Regions from separate parts of the Homo sapiens genome. Here region 1 is linked to region 2. A link is an interaction called in ENCODE POLR2A ChIA-PET data of the cell type or tissue named here. Cell type or tissue: OCI-LY7. All regions are shown on one strand. Links, peaks and the distances in the headings refer to the core of each region. The heading gives the core; the rest is flanking DNA.

What was found. Peaks named below come from ENCODE experiments on the same cell type or tissue, not always from the same donor. Only the 100,000 strongest peaks of a DNase experiment are listed, where the experiment ranks them.
Region 1: POLR2A ChIA-PET joins it to region 2 with 6 read pairs; 2 of 35 experiments call an interaction of 5 or more read pairs at or near these places.

Annotation. Positions count from the first base shown.
Region 1 is chr6:166,414,265-166,421,305 of GRCh38, reverse strand. RPS6KA2 (ribosomal protein S6 kinase A2) reads left to right here. Exons shown (of 21, transcript NM_021135.6): 18 at 1,348-1,424; 19 at 2,964-3,081. The region is part of intron 1 of LOC124901460 (a long non-coding RNA gene); the gene reads right to left. Among named protein-coding and RNA genes, the nearest start is that of MPC1-DT, 35 kb to the right of the region's middle. RefSeq lists an enhancer at 1,715-1,784. In OCI-LY7, for the core only: no CTCF peak of the experiment used is centred there; a DNase peak (open chromatin) is centred at 1,795.
Region 2 is chr6:166,202,687-166,210,314 of GRCh38, reverse strand. It overlaps the pseudogene RNU6-153P. Among named protein-coding and RNA genes, the nearest start is that of LNCDAT, 38 kb to the right of the region's middle. RefSeq lists an enhancer at 3,723-4,922. In OCI-LY7, for the core only: a CTCF peak has its summit at 5,163 (motif pointing right); a DNase peak (open chromatin) is centred at 5,144; H3K4me3 peaks cover 1,887 bases; H3K27ac peaks cover 1,829 bases.

The DNA of each region.
Region 1 (7,041 bases), core at 1-4,000, 210 kb before region 2:
TTTATTGATTGTAGAATGCCCTAGGTTGTGATATTCCTTTGCCATTTACAAAGCACTTTTACCAACTTTTTTTACTTTCACTCTCATCCACCATACAAAGTAGGCAGGGTAAAATCTATTAACCATGTTTCACAGAGTCAGAAAGCACAAGCTCCATGTGTGTAAGTGACTTCTGAAGGTCACCCCGCTGATGGATTAGGAAGTGAGGCTTGCACCATGAGCACCACATTCATTCAGCATGCGCTGGCTGGTCCCCTCCATGGTGCAGGCTCACACATGGTAGCAGCGATACAGAGAAAAGGACAGGCTCCTTGCTCTCATCTCTAAGGAAATTGAGCCGAGCTCTCCCGACTCGATATTTAATGCTAAATCCAGTCATCTGCAGTAATCCATGAGCACCATTGTGGCTTCCTTTGTTGTTATTCAACTGTAACTATATCAGAGGATTGCCCTCTACTGAAGTATGTAATCCTAGGATGCATACAAGTTTTGCTGCTTTAACAGTTCTTCAAAAAAATTAAATGTTATCACGTAGCCCAGAATGGAACTTCTGGGTATATACCCAAAAGAATTGAAGGCAGGGACGCAAAGAGACATGTGTCCACCCATGTTCATAGCAGCACTATTCACAACAGCCAAAAGGTGGAAGCCACGAGAGTGTCCCTCGGTGGATGAATGGGTAAGCAAAACGTGGCATGCACACACAGCGGAACATTGTCCAGCCTGCAGAAGGAAGGAACTTCTGACCCCTGGAGGAAGCTTAGGGTGTTATACTAAGTGAAATGGGCCAGTCACAGAAAGACAAACATTGCATAATTCCACTCCTATGAGGTCCCTGGAGGAGTCAGATTCACACAGACGGACAGTAGAAGGGTAGGTGTTGGGGGCTGGGGGACAGGGAGTTGTTGTTTAATGGGGACAGAGTTTCAGTTTGGGAAGGTGAAATGCTCTGTGGATGGATGGTGGTGATGTTGGCACCACAATGTAAATGGGCTTAATGCTGCTAAACTGTGCACTTAAAAAGGGCTTTGATGGTCAATTTTATGTCATACATATTTTACCGTAACAGAAAAATCCTTCTGCCTTAAAAATTAAGGCCCTCCTTTTCAGCCTGTCTGTCATGTGTCTGGAAAGAGTACTAGTTTACCATGTGGCTGGCCTGGGAGGAGTCCCACTGCAGTACCTTAGGGTTGGCTTTGCCTTAAGAAACAGTGGTCACACCGAAGACATGGCACCGCCCTCCTCCTGGTCCCCAGCTTGCCGGCGTAGGATGCCGCTGGAGAAACGTGCTGTCAATCTGAATGTCCTTAGTGAAGGGCGTGCCGGTGTCCTGTCGTTCCCTCCTAGGTCCTGAAGCGTCAAGGCTATGATGCGGCGTGTGACATCTGGAGTTTGGGGATCCTGTTGTACACCATGCTGGCAGGGTAAGCAGTCACCTCAAACAGGTGTCAGGAGGAGACACAGGGCAGCAGCCTCAGTGGCTGATCTGTCAGGGGACCAGGGCCAGCCCTGTCCTAGTGTGCGCATGTGGGCAAACCCAACGTGTATGCAAACACTCCCAGGCCTTGAGTGAACACTCGCAGACTTTCTTAGCCCCTCAGGACAACTGAACAACAAGGACAAGAAATGTAGCCACCCATTTTCTTTAAACTCAGCTCATGAACAAAACATCAAGTCTTTTGCCAGCATAGTCCCCATTCTCTCTGCTGCACCTGCCACTGTTTTAAAAGGTAGCAACAGATGTGCCTTCCAGACATCCTCTTAAACCGAAAGCCCCATAGCAGCTTCAGGGTCAAACAGCATCTGTACCTGGGTTTCGTGGTCATGAGTCATGCACGGGCCGGTTCATTGTGGTAAGACACGTGGTGTTACAGAAAGTGGCCTGGGCCTGCCATCCAGACAGCTGACTTCCATCTGAGCCCCACTCGCCACTAGCCGTGACTCTGGGCTAAACACTTTAACCTGTACCAGCCTCCCTTCCCTCTCCCCTGAGTGAGAAGAGGACACACCATGGTTGCTTCTAGGCAGGAAGGTCTAGGATCTTACAAGATCCGCTGGTTCCTATTACGTTTATTAAATACTTGAATGGAGGCAAAAAGAAAAGAACCCTAGACCATCGAATCCTGTTTGCTGTAGCAAAATGGCTTGAATGCCCTCATGAGAATGAATGAGCTTGGCCTGCTTTTCACTTATTTCATCATAAGTCAACAGGTAGTGTCCACAGCAGAAGGAGAGTAAATCAGGCCCTGAAGCCGCACCCTGAGGACTGCAGTAGCAAAGGAAGGAACCTCAGTTTCTTACCAATACCACAGTCAGGTTACTTTGTGACGCTTCTAATACTCACTTTGCCTATACGGAAAACTAGATCACACACTTTCCCACTAGAGGAAGCGCTGGCAGCACACGTGTCCTTCCTTTCCTAGGAGTGTGTGGGTGTGTTTTAAGGTGGGACACCATGAACACCTCCCACGCGCTTGGAATATGGCCAGAGCTGCACCAAGCATGTATGTGTATTTGTGCATACACTCTGCATTTGCAGTGGAGGCTCAAAAAGTTAACTTGTCAAAGAACACAGAGTTGGGAATACATCCACCGTGGGTCTCTCAGACTCCACGTCTCAGGCTCTCTCGCATGATGCCACACCATCACCGTGGAAACCACGGCACCAGGCAACTCACTAGGCCACCCCATCCCAGTTTACCTGGGTCCGGAGGGGATACAGCACAGGTCTCACAGGGCTCTCCCACTTGCCCATCAACCTCTAGCCACCCAATTGCTAAGGAAGGAAAACGGGCATAGTGTTAGAGGTAAGTTCCGCTTTCCCATGAATCCTGGCTTCAGAGCAGAGGAGGGAGAAGCAAAGTGCTATTCCTTTGAACAGCCAAGGGGTGATATCAACTTGCAAACTTTATTTTAGGTTGTAAAATACAAGCTCATTACCACAAATTTGTCTAATTATACAGATTTACCCCTTTTGCAAATGGGCCAGACGATACCCCTGAGGAGATTCTGGCGCGGATCGGCAGTGGGAAGTATGCCCTTTCTGGGGGAAACTGGGACTCGATATCTGACGCAGCTAAAGTGAGTACATGTCCCAGCGTTGCTTTTAAATATTCAGATTCTGAAATAGCCATATGATTTCTGAGGAAGCCAGGGGATAGGTTTTATGTAAGTAGTATAGGTATTTTATCCTCAGCATATTTTTTTTTTTTTCTTGAAATGGAGTCTCGCTCTGTCTCACCCAGGCTGGAGTGCAGTGGCACAATCTTGGCTCACTGCAGCCTCTGCCTCCTGGGTTCAAGTAATTCTCCTGTCTCAGCCTCCCAAGTAGCTGGGACTACAGGCGTGTGCGACCACACCCGACTAACTCTTTTGTATTTTTAGTACAAAAAAGTTTTGTACTAAAACTTTTTTGTTTCACCATGTTGGCCAGGCTGGTCTTGAACTCCTGACCTCAAGTGATCCACCCACCTCAGCCTCCCAAATTGCTGGGATTACAGGTATGAGCCACCACACCTGGCCTTATCCTCGGCATCTTTTAAGCCTTTCATCTAAAAACATTATTTTCAAAAACATTTTTAGCATTTTCACATTTTCCACTATCTTGGTATCTTATGCAGGGTTCTCCAAAGAAACAAACAGAACATGCGTGCGTGTGTGTGTGTGTGTGTGTGTGTGTGTGTGTATAGAGAGAGAGATTTATTTGTAAGAAATTGGCTCACGTGATTGTGGGGACGGGGAAGTCTGTGACTGCAGGGCAGCCGGCAGGCTGGAGCCCCAAGGAGAAATGGATGGGGCAGTTGCCCACCACAGGCTATCTGCCACAGAATTCCCTCTTCCTCAGGGGAGCAGTCTTTTTCCTAAGGAGGCCTTCCACTGATTGGATGAGGCTGACCCACATTGTGCAGGGTAACTGCTTTACTCAAGTCGACTGACTTAAGTGTTAACCACATCCTGAAAAACACCTTCACAGCAACCTCTAGACTGGGTAACATAACCCAGCCATGATGACATATAAAATTAACCACCATGCTTTTAGTGATATTGCAGAATGATTGCCCTGCATGTTCATAAACCAAACAAACAAGTAGAGCTCTTGTCCAGAGGTATACTTCTGTTCTTGTAAAATACTTTGAATTTGGCCTTGTCTGCAGTCCACACAGTTTATGACCGGCCTTATTTCGTTTGCCCATCAGACGCTTTTTTACTTGGCATCATCAAATTCCTCTCTAATCCAATAGTAAATCATAATCCAGCCACTGGTAAGCAGCACCAACAGCTGTTCCCGTGTTCATGTAAAAGGGCTGAAAGAGAAGGAGTCAGGGGCTCTGATTCCAATTCTGCTGTTGACATCTCAGTGCAACTTCATGCAGTGAGCGTGGAGGTGATGATTGTAGAGATGATGGTGGAGGTAATGGCGGGAATGATGATGGAGGTGATGGTGTAGGGATGGCAGAAGTGGTGGCAGAGGTGGCGACAGCGATGATGGAGGTGATGGTGAAGGCATGGTGGAGGGAATGATTGTGGAAATGATGGTGGAGATAATGGCAGGAGTGATGATGGAGGTGATTGTGGAGGGATGGTGGAGGTGACGATTGTGGAGATGATGGTGGAGGTAATGGTGGGAGCAGGGATGGAGCTGATGGTGGAGGTAATGGTGGGAGCAGGGATGGAGCTGATGGTGGAGGGATGACAGAAGTGGTGGCAGAGGTGGCGGGAGTGATCGTGGAGGTGATCATTTTGGAGGTGATGGTAGGAAATGATGGAGGTGATGAAGGGATGGCAAAAGTGGCAGAGGTGGTGGCAGTGATCATGGAGGTGACGGTGGGAGTGGTGGGAGATGATAGTGAGAGATGATGGTAGTGATTGTGGAGGTAATGGTGGAGGTGATGGGGATGATGGTGAGGCTAATGAGGGTAATGGCAGAGATGATAGTGGAGGTGATGGTGAAGATAATGGAAGGTAATGGCAGAGATGATGGTGGAGGGTGATGGTAGAGGTGATGGAGGAGGGATGGCAAGGGTGACGGCAGAGGTGACAGAGAAAAAATGGTGAGGGTGATGGTGGAGGTGGTGGTGAAGATGATGGCGAGGGTGATGGTAGGGTTGATGGAGAAAGGATGGCGAGGGTGATGGTGGAGGTGGTGGTGAAGATGATGGTGAGGGTGATGGTGGGGGTGATGAAGGATGGTGAGGGTGGATGGTGGAGGTGATGGAGGAAGGATGGTGAGGGTGATGGTGGAGATGGTGAGGATGATGGTGGAGGTGGTGAAGATGATGGTGAGCGTAATGGTGGGGGTGATGGAGGAGGATGGTGAGGATGATGGTGGAGATGGTGAAGATGATGGTGAAGGTGATTGTGGTGAGGGTAATGGTGGGGGTGATGGAGGAAGGACGGTGAGGATGATTGTGGAGGTGATGGTGAAGATTATGGTGGGGGTGATGGAGGAATGATGGTAAGGGTGATGGTGGAGGTGGTGGCAGAGGTGATGGCAGCTGGCATTTAGTGAGCATATCCCAGATGTCAGACCCTGACAGTCCAAATGCTCCTGTCCACACCCTCACTTTGTCTTAAATGAGTGTAGATGTCTTAGTTCTGGTTCCCAAAATAGAGCCTCAGACTAGGACGTGGGTGCTGGTGGTGTGTCTGGAAGGCCATCTTGGAAGCTGGCATGGGAGCAGGGAGAAGGTGTTGGAAAAGGAGCAAAGTCAAGGACAAGGGCACATTGTCAAGATCGCTGCTGCAGGCAGAGGTCTCTGCCGCCTCACAGGGCCTCACCAACCCTTCCTGCCCTTCACCACCAGTCCCTACCACCACCACATCCCCCGTCTTTCCCCTGTGCCTCTTCCTTTCTCTTACTTAGCACACAACAGAACCTCCAGTCCTCCAAACACCAGCAAAGCTACAAATTAGTATGTCTTTCTCCACATCCTACAGGTATGAAGTAAAAATACTGCTTCTCTCAGTGTCATGACTATAAGATCGTGAAAAGAGTTATTAAAGCCCTAAAGGCTTTTGTTTTTACACCTGAAAATGACAACACTCATTTTTCTAGGAGATACTTGTTTCAAGAAATTACCAAGGTCAATGTTATCAAATATCAAAAGGCATTAGATTTTTCTGTATAAAAAAGATATTGTTATTGTGCATAGTATTTCTTAGTTGTTTCATGACCCAAAATTCTAATGAGTAATTCAACTTCACATTCTATATGCATTCTTTTTTGTTTGTTTGTTTGTTTGAGATGGACTCTTGCCATGTAACCCACTCTGGAGTGCAATGGTGCAATCTCAGCTCACTCCAACCTCTGCCTCCTGGGCTCAAGTGATTCTCCTGCCTCAGCCCCCCAGGTAGCTGGGATTATAGGCGCATGCCACCACACCCAGCTCATTTTTGTATTTTTAGAAGAGACGGGGTTTCACCATGTTGGCCAGGCTGGTCTCAAACTCCTAACCTCAAGTGATCCACCTGCCTCAGCCTCCCAGAGTGCTAGGATTACAGGCATGAGCCAACGCGCCCAGCCGCATTCTAATTCATTTTATTACCTCTTCAAATGTGGTGGGAACACTAAGGAAGGAGGGTAGGCTAGTGGAGAGAATATGGATTCTCATCTTGGATCTTCCTCAGGCAGTAATGTCTTCATCTGCAAATTAGGAAAAGTAATATTTGCCCCATTTACCTCAAGGATGATTATGGTGATTAGAGCAGAAGCATCAGGTTTGTCCGCAAATGTAATTCACACTGTAACCAAGTACTCTGCAAATGTAATTCACTGTAATAGAATGTGCACTGTATTGTATGTGCATGTGTACACACATGTAGAATCTTGTTTTAGAGGTTTTTACTGCTACGACTTTACAATGAAATGGAAAAATACCATTATTGCACATGAACCCACTGGACATATCTGATGGCTCCAGATTGTAGATTTTGCGGTTTCTGATTATTTGTAGTAAATATTTATGGGTAGTCCTGATAAAAAATGTAAGTATGTGCATCATTATGAATTGATTTCTACCTGTGGAATATTAATTATTTCAG
Region 2 (7,628 bases), core at 3,629-7,628:
GTTTCTCATTTCCTTTTCTTTTCCTTCCTGTAGATTACCTCAGCATTTTCTAGAATTCCCTTCTACTTTATTCATGTATTTAAAAATCATATAACCTTGTATTGTCCTCCTGGTGATTGTACTCTCTCTCTCTCTCTATATATATATATATGCACACACACACATATACATATGTATAGATGTAACTTATCATAGCCTCCTCATATAAAAATGGTACCACTTTGAGTGAAGTATTGAATGTTTACTTCCATTTAGGCCCCTTGACACTTCCTACTTTTTAAATAAAATGTTCCTAAGTATTTTACATTGAGCACTACATCATATGGTGTTAGGTTTGCTTCAGCCATCAAATATGATTTAAGAAACTTTCGAGAAGGTGAGTCTATTGCCTTTACCTCTATTTTCACCCAGTGTGCCAGCCTGCTAAGACTGCCGTAACAGCATACCACAGGCAGGCAGCTTAAACAACAGAAATGGATTTTCACACAGTTCTGCGGGCTGGAAGTCCAAGATCAAGGTGCCAACAGGAGTGTTTCTCATGAGCCTCTCTTCTCAGGGTGCAGACGGCTGCCTTCTTGCTGTGTCCTCACATGGCCTTTTCTCTATGCAAGTGTGTCGCTGGTATCTCTTCCTTTTCTTATATAAACAACAGTCCTCCTGGATTAGGGCTTCACCCTCATGACCCCATTTTACCTAACAACCCGTTTACGGGCCCTATCAAGAAATACAGTCACATCGGGGATTGGACTTTCAACACGTGAATTTTAGAGGAATGCAATTCAGTCCAGATTGCTTTTTTCTATTCAGAAAAAAAATTAAACAATTCATGAATTTCTGTGTCATCCTTGTGCAGGGGCCATGTTAATTTTCTCTGCATGGTTTCAATTTTAGTCTAAATGTTGCCAAAGTCATCGTGCCAATAGGTTTTTGAATACTTAAATAACTGCTATTGACTGAGTCTCTTTCTCACCATAGAACTTGGAATTTAGAAATTTTTAATGATATAGACTCATTTTCAAAAGCAAGTTAACATCTCTTCATCTCAGTTGACAGGACCTCAACATACCCCTAAAGCATTATACGTTTACCAGTGTATTGGGGCAGTTGGTGACATTTGAATTAGTCTGTAAATTAGATAATAGTATTATGGCAACCTTCAACTTCCCGAATTTCGTCATTTTACTGAAGTTATGTAAGGGAATAACCTTTTTATTGGGAGATATATGAGGAAGTTATTTAGGGGCTAAGGATCATTATATCTGTAAATCACCCTCAAATGATGAAATCTGAACATAATTAAGTGCATATGCAAGTATCTACACATATATGCAAAGAGAGAAAGAGAGACGTGAAACATGTTTTATGAGACAATGTGACAAAATGTTTACGATTGATACATCTAGCTGAAGGAGTCATTTTATTATGACTGCAACTCATGTGTAAGTTTGAAATGTTTTCTAAATTAACAGTTTGAAACTTACACATTAAAAAACAAAAAACCCCACTTTACCTGGAGGTATCATGCATTCCAAGATAAAAATAGAATGAGTTCTACTTTTTCTTCTGTAAATACTATTATTAGTAAAGACAGATTTACTAGAAAACAAAATTACGATGTGAACCTCAACTGTATTCAGTAGTCAGTGCGTGTTTCCAAGCATGGATAAGAGCGTCAGAGAATTAATAATAATCAATTGTTATTGATTTCCTTGGGATATCTTGGGAGACCCAATGGTGTTGTCTGAGATGGGGGATGCGGGGAATGTGGGCTAACCCTAAGCAAATGGACGAGTTTACTTGGAGTTAGAAATAGTTTGAAACAAAATCTGGAAGCAAAGAAATTTTCTGCAGTTGAAGACTGGAAGAAAACCAACTAGATTCCTGTACTCAGACAGTCAATTGGATAGTGTTCTGATTAAAGTGGGTGGTTACTTATGTAAACCCTTGAAAACAAGGACACGTATTTGAGAACTCAGGTAACTAATTTGACAGACCATTTCAGAGCAGTGAAACATTCAAAATGGGTTGGGAAAATGAAAACATAAAAAAGAAACAGAGGCCATGCACTGTGGCTCATGCCTATAATCCTAGCACTTTGGGAGGCTGAGGCAGGAGGATCACTTGAGGCCCTGGTTTGAGGCCAGCCTGGGCAAGATAACAAGACCCTGTCTACACATACACACACAAACACACACACACACACACATAGACACACACGTAGGCAGGTCTGTGGCCAGGGCGTTGGGGCCCCTGTTATAAAGGACGCAGATGAACGGTCAGGTGGGGAATATGCAGGGTGAGGTCTGAAGGGTCCTGAGTGCAGCAGCTGGGGGGTGCCACCCTCCTGGCACCTGGATACGTTTACTAACCTGGAAGCTCATCAAATACAGTTATTAAGAGATTTTATAGAGGTTGATTACCAGCACCCCCACTCCCTTTCCCAGAGGCAGGTGGGTGAGGCTGAAAGTTCCCACCCTCTACTGGCATGGTCTTTCTCATGCCCACCCCATCCTGAGGCTGTCCCAGGACCCAGCCTCGCTTACTTTGTTAGCAGGCACTCAGGTGTGATGGGAAGGGGCTCCTGGCCAACACCAAAGACAGCCCTGACACTCAGGAAAGGCGTTTAGGGGCTGCGTGCCAGGAATGGGGGACAAAAACCCAATTTATTTAAAATAAAATTTTTTAATTTAAAAATTGTTTCAGAAATTAAAAAAAAATAATTTTTTTTTTTTTTTACTTTTGAAAGCTGTTTAACTTTTTTTTTTTTTTTTTAAATGAAATAGATTTCTTGTCATTCCACAGGGTGGTAGAGATCAAATCCAGGATGGGACATGAGGGCTTAACCCTAACCCTAACCCCTAACAGGAAAGACCTGTGCTTCTCAAGCAGGGGAAGCACCCCCAGGAACTGAGGAGAAAAGGGCCCTTCAAGAGCAGGTAGTGCACAATTCCTGGGCATTGACTGCACCTGAAGATACGCGCAAAAAACCATTCTTACAACGAGAAAGCAAACACAAGTACTTTAAGCAGTAAAAGGAAAGTTAACGAGATTTTTTGAGTAAAACATGTGACTTCAAAGAGATTTTTACCCTTGAAGTGAGCTGAGTCCCAGATGTGCTGGGCTGTGAAGTCGCCTTCCTCTGACACTGGTGGGTCTTCAGGGAAGCCGGGGAGAAACTGTATTAGTCTGTTTTCACCCTGTTGGTGAAGACATACCTGAGACTGGGTAATTTATAAAGAAAAAGAGGTTTAATGGACTCACAGTTCCACATGGCTGGGGAGGCCTCACAATCATAGTGGAAGGCAAAAGGCATGCCTTACATAGCCGCAGACAAGAGAGAGTGAGGACCAAGCAAAAGGGTTTTCCTCGTAGAAAACCATCAGATCTCGTGAGACTTACTCACTGCCATGAGAACGGTATGGGGGAACTGCCCCTGTGATTCAATTATCTCCTACCAAGTCCCTCCCACAACAAGTGGGAGTGATGGGAGCTACAATTCAAGATGAGATATGGGTGGGAACACAGCCAAACCATACCAGAAACAGTACCTTTTTTTTTTTTTTTTTTTTTTTAAGATCTATAAATATAAAGGCAGTGTAGAAACCTCAGGGAGCCTGGACTTGGCACAGCCTAGAACTAACACAGTTCAGATTCGCTTTGCCTGGAGGACTGGAAGGATGGGCCTGCCTGGGGTATGAGAGACCAGAGCTTTCTGGCAAAAATCCTCAGCCCAAGGTTAGGCACAGTGCAAATTTGGTCCCAGGACATCAGGCCAGTTTGAGAGGCCCAAAGAGCTATGCCTGAGTCCCAGAGGCCAGTGGATTAGTTCAAGAACATTAAACCAAGGTGTGTGTTGCAAGAAATTTCGCTAAGGTGTTTGTTGCAAAAGATACATTAAAATCTTAAGTCCTGGGGCCTGTGAAGTGGCCTTCTTTGGAAATAGGATTTTTGCAGATGACATCGAGATGTGAGCTAGGATGAGGTCATCAGGGTGGGTCCTAATCCAACATGACTGATGTCCTTACTGAAGAACATCTGAAGAGGAGGAGAGACACACGGGGTCATGGCTGTGTGAAGACGGAGGTGGAGACCGGGCTGACGCACCAGCAATGCCAGAAGAGGGAAGAGGGGAGGGAAGCTTCCCAGGAGGGAGCACGGCCCTGCCGATACCGTGATGTCAGGCTTCTGGGATCCAGAACTGTAAGGGAACAAATTTCTGTTGTTTAAAGGCACCCAGTTTGTGATGCTTTACAACACACCACAAATGATGGATGACGAATACAGCATCCATCATAACACAGAAGCCCAGTGACCCAGCAGCCGCGGTGGCGCGCTCTGGCAATTTCCAAAGAGACCGCTGCTAGCGTCCCAGCAGTTATATCCACACTGAGTTAGACACTAATGGGGTTTGGGACACAAGACCCTGAAATCTGGCACCTTGCATATTCCCGCAGTTCACTGCCATCAGGTGACACCCGCTCTGTGTACTCACCCTTTTCCACCACTGTCCGCTCTCCATCAAGCTTAGCCTAAAGATACACAGGCCTCCCTGTGCCTTTTGGTCTTCATATCTAAAGGTGCCTGTGTCATGTAAAAATTACATACAATGAAATAAATTCGCCTGCTTTTCTCTTGTTTATCTGTCTTTTATGATAGGTGTCTCAGCCATAAACCTAGCAATGGGTGAGGAAATAACTTTTTCTTCCCTTACAGAACTGGATTCAGCACCGCAAAACTGAAACCGCCTCCAGAAAAGAGCCTCTTGCGAGAACGCAGAGGCTTGCCTTTCTCTCCTGTCGCTGAGAGTCCCTGGCTGGCTTGGGGACCCCATGGTGCTGCTCGCTCTTGCCTGTTGCTGGTGGGGGCTTCCTGCTCCTGACCTCATACTACCTCTGCGGCAGAGGGCCTGAGACAGAGGGGATCCCTGCCCATCCCGCCAGCCCTCTTCTCAGGAAGCTTCTGGAATCTCCACCCAAAAACTTCACTGACATTCTGCTGACCAGAGCGTGGTCATATGGCCACCCCATCTCACAAGGGGGCTGGAAAAATGCATTTTCTTCAGCTGCGCACCTTATACCCCACAGCAGTACCTACGGGCCTGGTAGTGAGGAAGAGGATGGGTAACGGAAGTTAGGTCAGCAGCTAGCAGTGTTGGCCACCAGGGGAGAGTCACAGCCACTTTCTGGGCCTGGTGGTGACTTCACATTGGTTGCCAGGAGGATGATTTTGAAGATACCGTAAGTGTTAGTAATAGTAACGCTGCTACCGGAGTGCTAGGAATGATGGCAGCTGGGGCTGGAGCTCCTGCTGAGCTGGGGAGAGAGAGCCTGGCTGTGCTTTCTTGTTTCAGTTTGTTTTGCTTTGTTTGTTTTACCTGCAGGCCTGTCGAGCCCTCTTGTAACTAATCTTCCAGTGTCTGCCGCTGAAGGTGTCCAGTAGCTAACTTCAGGACTCTGTCATCCCCTCTTCATTTGGGGGAATTTCCTCTACTTACTTGAAACATTCAGATTTTCCACTGTCAGTTTTGGGTGAATGAACTATGCTTATTACTTTTAATAAAAGTCTTCAAAATCTCATCAGTGCCATGTCTTTTTCTTAGGCCTTGAAAATCATTCTTGGTTTATTTTTGAGAAATATTTAGGCCAGGTGTCGTGGCTCATGCCTGTAATCCCAGCACTTTGCGAGGCTGAGGCAGGAGGATTACTTGAGGCCAGGCTGGGCCACATATCGAGATTCCGTCTCCACAAAAACTAAAAAATTAGCCAGATGTCATGGTGCATACCTGTAGTCCCAGCTACTTGGGAGACTGAGGTGGAAGGATGACTTGAGCCCAGGAGCTTGAGGCTGCAGTGAGCTATGACACTGCCAGTTCACTGCAGTATGGGCAACACAGTGACACCCTGTCTCAAAAAAAACACCAACATTAATTTAAAAAAATTCAAATAGTCATGAAAATCGTTCTTGATTTCAGTTTTAGAGTGCTGCTTATTATTTTGAAAGACTTAATCTTAGTTAAATTGTATGTTCTGTTTCCAAATTTCTCCTTACTTGTAACTTAAAATTGATGTCTCCTTTATATATTGAAATGTCGTTTCTGAGATATTTCAGTCGTGAGATTTTTTTCGGTTTGGTGCTATTCTGGTGTCTAATAATAATCACTTAGGAAAAAACACAAAGATAATTTCCCAGGCTTAAGTGTTTTTTTTCTTTAGTAGATTCAATGTACCTTTAATTTCACTAAACACATATTGAGAGATTCACTTCCCATTTTTACACAGAGCCCGTCATAATGTCCTAATTAATAAGTGTGCTCCATATACTTGGGACTAAAAGAACAGAAAATTTTCCTGTTTGGATAAAAGTCCTGATGCTCATGTTTGACAGCGATACATGCTATTTTGGGGAATTTAACAGGATGAAGCGATGCCTAGCGACCCGAGGCTGCATTTTTTTCTGCCTTGTTTGACGCACACACACCCTGTCTTGTTCCCATACCAGCCCTGCCCCGCAGCAGCCGCATGTCCGCTGTGCATTTTGTGTTTGTCGTGTACCTGTGCAAAGCCCATGTTGTTCTGTCTGCATGTTCTTGTCTCCTCTGTTCCTTTTTTCCATTCAGTGCCTCCAGGTCTCTATGTCTGTCTCGAATCCGATGCTTCTCAGCACTGCACCATCATCTGTGGTGAGGCTTCCACTCCATTTTCCTTATCTGTTGTCCCTGGATGGTTTAGATTTGTGAAAGGGGCATTAAAGACAGGTCAGAGTAACCAACTGTGGTAACATCAGATGGAAGAGTGGCCCAGGCCAGGGAGACCCTGTGCAAAACCTCAGGTGGGAGTAAGCCTGCCGCTTACAGAGAACAGAAGTCAGGCTGGCCTCACTTGCACCGAGGGCATGGCTATAGGAGGATGCATAGAGGTAGAAGGGGCCAAATTAGACAGCCGACCTCCCTGAAAAGGGACTCCTGAGAAATTGAAAGGCAGAAATGGTCAATTCTCTTTAACCAGCTAAAGCGTTTGAAATTCCCACTATGTGCCAAGTTTTCTGCAGACTGTGTCTTCACCCTTACAATGGATTCAGTGTTGTGGTCCTTACTGTACTGATGAGGCTCAGGAGGCTCTGAGCTGAGTCACTCATCACAGTCACAGGAAAAGAGCCGGCCTGGGATTTCCACCCAGAACAACTCCACTCGCCCATACAGGCGCCCCTGCATCTCCACAGTGCAACAGACCGCAAGACCCTGCTGTCCTGAGTGACGGTGAGTTGAGCCAGCCATGAAGGACCTCTGGGTTTTCTCTCAGAGATGACTGAAGGAAAAGAGTATGGGCAAATCTGAAAGGAGATTAAGAACTGAAATCCCCAGGCCAGGCATGGTGACTCGCCTGTAATCCCAGGCACTTTGGAAGGCTGAGGTGGGTGGATCACTTGAGGTCAGGAGTTCAAGACCAGCCTGGCCAACATGATGAAACCCCATCTTTACTAAAAATACAAAAAAATTAGCCAGGCATGCTGGCACACACCTGTAATCCCAGCTACGCGTGAGGCTGAGGCAGGAGAATCGCTTGAACCTGGGAGGCAAAGGTTGCAGTGAGCAGAGATTGTGCCATTGCACTCCAGCCTGGGCGACAGAG